Linked DNA regions of Homo sapiens: region 2 is linked to region 1. A link is a loop called in an ENCODE intact Hi-C map of the cell type or tissue named here. Cell type or tissue: endothelial cell of umbilical vein. All regions are shown on one strand.

Region 1 (2,500 bases):
TTAATACATGGGGAGTGACAGCATCAGCATGATCTTCTTTACAGTTTTGTCATGTTTTAGGATTTTACTATGCTCATTTTAAGTTTCAGGGACATTATTGTCACGATGAAGTTCTACTCTGTTGCTTGTTGGTGTTCTAGTGGTGCAACACTAACTCTTTGGATGTCATTTTTAACTTCGTCTTTTGTATTCAAAAGTTGAATTGCTAGTGATCTTTATTTTGGTAGTTTTTAAAGGAAATAAGTGTATAATATATTATCCATACTAAATGAGAGGACCCACTGACAAGGATTACTTCCAATTAATGGTAATCATTTTGGGGTCTGGAATACCTTAAGTATTTTTTTTTTACTTGTTTCTTAGACAAATAATAAAATAAGCTTTTACTTTCTGAATATACAACAACAGGGATGGAGTGAGGGGAGACATTCCAGAAGATGCCAATAGTATAAGTTGCTAACCTAGGATTAATAACTCATTGCAGAAAATTCAGGAGATGACGGTCTAGTCTGGTACTGAATTAAATTATCTACGGTATTTAATGTTTTACTCTAGTAGATTTGCTGGTTTGGTGTCTACCTTAACTTAAATATTTAGAGAAAAATATGGAAAAGTTTGTGAGAAAATGAAGTCTTGTATAAACATCCTTGTCCTAATTGTTCACCTTTACTGCAGAAATCCCAGACTGGCACCAGTGTGGCCGAAGTTCACACTGTGTTACTATAAATTTACATGATGTAGTGGATGTCTTAAGAGGTGGAGGCAATCCCATATTCAAAATTGAAAACAAAAAAAATATTTAAATACCCAAGTGAGTAAAAATGGACTCTCCTGGATAAGTCTGGACCATCTTTCAAAGATATTGAGCGTCTGGAATTTTTATGTGCATTTCGAGGCTGCAGTTTCCTCTGACAGACAATCCATTGTTATTACTGGCTGTAGGCAGTCCTGAAAGGGCAGAGTCAGGAAAGACAAAGAATTTACAGTACAGAACTTTCAATAATGTGTTGATGTCAGGAAAAGAGTTGAGCCATTTCTGATAAGAAAGAAGTGTTAATGTTAAGCAGCTGTAAATGTACTTTCTGTGATCTACTCCTGCAAAGTAACAGCAGGGTATTTCTTAGGCTTGGGTCACAGGATGAATTTGAGTAATCAATCCTTAAGTGAAAGCAAAGAGAGAATACTGGAAGATGTGACAGAGGTCAGCCCTGGGAATGGAACATGTAGTCTTTTCCAATTTGATGTTCTTGTCCCAGGTTTAGATTTGGCAGCAGCTACCTCCCTCCTTTAAGTCCTCACCACCATTCCCTTACAACAAATCAACATTTATCAGTAACTGTGAAAGCACAGTATCAAAATTATTTCTAAATTAGAGTTTGAGAAATGATTTTGAAATTTATATAGCATTCCTAGTACTCAGGCCAACTCTTCATAGCAACACACTCATTTTGATTCTTAAAGAAATGTGATATATTTTTTCCTAAATAGATTTAAAATTTTAATCAACACATTTGGCTTATATGATGAAAAACTGCCTGAGGCTATGGAATTGGGTAAGAACTTGTTATTTTGGTGAAGGTGCATATATTCTGAAGACGTATCTGCAAGCCATTGGGTACAAATACTGAATGTGAGTAAAATTTGGAAGTTGACTGCTTCAGGGTTCCAAATTGGGCCATCAATATTAGGATATATATAATTTTAAATCCAGTCTTAAACCTGTGTATGTTCAGAAAATCTTTTGTCAAAGAGTGAGTAATAAGTTTCTATTTTTCCAAAAGCAGTTTAACTAAGTATTAGGTGTTCAGGGACCAGATTCTTATTCGAGTCTTATTTTTAAGAGTTTGAAGTCAATAACTTATTTTCTTTGTCCCTCATCTCTTTTATTCCACTTATAAAGTATGCACACTGGGCTGAACAAAGTGGCTCTCGCCTGTATCCCAGCACTTTGGGAGGTCAATGTGGGCAGATCACGAGGTCAGGAGATCGAGACCATCCTGACCAACATGGTGAAAGCCCGTCTCTACTAAAATACAAAAAATTATCCGGTTCATGGTGGCGCGTGCCTGTAGTCCCAGCTACTTGGGAGGCTGAGGCAGAGGAATCGCTTGAACCTGGAAGGCCGAGACTGCGCCACTGCACTCCACCCTGGCAACAGAGCAAGACTCCATTTCAAAAAAAAAAAAAATATGCACACTAATTCTGGCTCTCCTGCTTTTGAAGGTATCACACATATAATACTCTTTGTGATAAAGCCTTAAATTATCAGAGTGGTAATACTTTAAGGCTTTATTAATCCAAAGTAAGTTGTGATATTTTAAGGCTTTATCAATCCAAAGTATTGTTACAGATATGAATAGTGGTACCTACATTGCATAGAATAGGAACTGAATCATGTAAATCAATGCTACATCATTTGAAGTCTTGCAGGAATGGACAAGACCAGTACTCAAAGCTAACAATATTTTGGCCTGATTTTACATAACTTTCAAATCATCTT
Region 2 (2,500 bases), 74 kb before region 1:
TTAGGGGAACAAAATTCACTGAGGAGCTGTAATTTTGGAAAAAGAATAGTTTAGTCTAATTGATATAAATTACTCTAATGGAAAACTAGGAACATGAAAAATATCTACAGTAGAGTTGGAATTCTAACACCAGGCTTTAGACCTCAAATACTAAATCATTTATTTTCCTTTAGAACATAACCGATCTATATTAAAATGACTTAAGGGTATAGTTTTTACTTTAAAGTTCATATTTTATATATGTGCATTTAGTAAGGTAATCATATTTAATAAAAGAAATGCATAATGCAGTACTAATTACTTTTTATCTTTTTTTCTTTAATCAGCTTTCTCAGGTAGCAACTAATTACTTAAAAAAATTAATAGACTTTCTTTTTTAGAGCAGCTTTAGGTTTGCAGAAAAATTGAGTGGAAACTACAGAGAGTTTCCATATATTTCCTCACACCCAATTCCCTAGGTCCCTCAGTTTCCCCCATTATTAACATCTTGCATTATGTAGTATATTTGTTACAATTGATGAGCCAATATTGATATATTATTAATAACTAAGCTGATAGGTTACATTAGGGTTGACTCTTTTTTTTTTTTTTTTTTTTTGAGGCAGAGTTTTGCTCTGTTCCCAGGCTGCTGTGTAATGGCATGGTCATAGCTCACTATAACCTTGGACTCCTGGGCTCAAGTGATACTCCTGCCTCAGCCTCCTGAGTAGCTGGGACTAAAAACACGTACATGATGCTCAGCTAATTTTTTTATTCTTTATTTTTTGTAGAGATGGGATCTCGCTATGTTTCCCGGGCTGGTCTCAAAGTCCTGGGCTCAAGCAGTCTTCTCACCTCAGCTTCCCAAAGTGCTGGGATTACTGGCATGAGCCACTGTGCCTGTCCAGAGTTCACTTGTGATGTTGTACATTCTACTGGTTTTGATAAATGTATGATGGCATGTGTCTACCATTATAGTATCACAGAGAATTGTTCCACTACACTAAAAATCCCATGTGCTCTGCTTATTCATCCCTCCTTCTCTCCCTCTAGCCCCTGACAACCACTGATGTCTTTACTGTCTCCCTAGTTTTGCTTTGCCCAGAATGTTATATAGATGGAATAATATAGTATATATTTTCACATTGGCTTCATTCACTTAGATACATGTCTTTAAGGTTCCTTCATGTATTTTTATGGCTTGACATTTCATTTCTTCTTATTGCTGAATACTATTTTATTGTTTGGGTGTGCCACAAGTTGTTTATATATTCACTTATTGAGAGACACCTTGGTTGCTTCCAAATTTGTTATTTTATTAATTTTTTTAGAGATAGGGTCTTTCTGTGTTGCCCAGGCTGGTCTCAAAACCTGGCCTTAAGTGAGCCTCCCACCTCAGCCTTTCAAGTAGCTGGTATTACAGGCTCAAGCCACCATGCTCAGCTGGTTTCTTCCAAGTTTTGTCAATTATGAGACTGATTACTTTTTTAAAAATGTATTTTTTCAAAATTATAATCATATATAATTATAGGGTACACAGTTTTCCCCCTATGTTTTCTTATAGTATGTTTTTAAAATCAGTTTCAGGTCTTGTGTTTAAGTCTTTAATCCATTTCGAGTTGTGTTTTGTATATGGTGTGACATAAGGGTCAAATCTCACTCTTCTGCATGTGGATGTCCAGTTTTCCCATTATTCTTTATTGAAGAGACTGTCTTTGCCCCATCGTGTGTTCTTGGAACCTTTGGAAAAAAAAAAATCAGTTGACTGTAAATATGTGGGTTTATTTCTGGGCTCTCTATCCTGTTCCATTGGATGATGTTTCTATTTTTATGTCAGTACCATGCTGTTTTAATTACTACAGCTTTGTAATATAGTTTGAAGTCAGGTAGAATGTTGCCTCCAGCTTTGTTCTTTTTGCTCAAATTGCCTGGGCTACTTAGGGTTTTTTTTTTTTTTTCATGTGTGTGTGGTTCTATATAAATTTCAAAATAACTTTTTCTATTTCTGTGAAAAATGTCATTGAAATGTTAATAGGGATTGCATTGAAGCTGAAGGTCATTTTGGGTAGTGTGGACTTTTTTTTTTTTCTTTTTTTTTTTGAGACAGAGTCTCGCTCTGTCACCCAGGCTGGAGTGCAGTGGCGTGATCTCGGCTCACTGCAAGCTCTGCCTCCTGGGTTCACACCATTCTCCTGCCTCAGCCTCTCGAGTGCCTGGGACTACAGGTGCCTGCCACCACACCCGGCTAATTTTTTGCATTTTTTAGTAGAGATGAGGTTTCACTGAGTTAGCCAGAATGGTCTCAATCTCCTGACCTCGTGATCTGCCTGCCTCGGCCTCCCAAAGTGCTGGGATTATAGGCATGAGCCACCGCACCTGGCCCGTAGTTGGACTTTTTAACAATATTAATTCTTCCAATCCATGAACGTGGAATATCCTTATATTTATTTATGTCTTCTTCAATTTCTTTAATCAATGTTATATTTTTCAGTGTACAGAGCTTTCATCTCATTGGTTAAAC

What was found. A loop is a pair of places that touch in the nucleus more often than their neighbours do. Peaks named below come from ENCODE experiments on the same cell type or tissue, not always from the same donor. Only the 100,000 strongest peaks of a DNase experiment are listed, where the experiment ranks them.
Region 2: a loop joins it to region 1, with 2.5 times the contacts of the local background. A loop is called at or near these places in 1 of 110 quality-filtered maps.

The regions. Positions count from the first base shown.
Region 1 is chr2:54,225,449-54,227,948 of GRCh38, forward strand. The region is part of intron 3 of ACYP2 (acylphosphatase 2); the gene reads left to right. Among named protein-coding and RNA genes, the nearest start is that of TSPYL6, 30 kb to the right of the region's middle. In endothelial cell of umbilical vein, no CTCF peak of the experiment used is centred here; a DNase peak (open chromatin) is centred at 983; H3K27ac peaks cover 461 bases.
Region 2 is chr2:54,151,539-54,154,038 of GRCh38, forward strand. All of the region lies in intron 3 of ACYP2 (acylphosphatase 2), which reads left to right. Among named protein-coding and RNA genes, the nearest start is that of ACYP2, 37 kb to the left of the region's middle. In endothelial cell of umbilical vein, no CTCF peak of the experiment used is centred here; no DNase peak of the experiment used is centred here.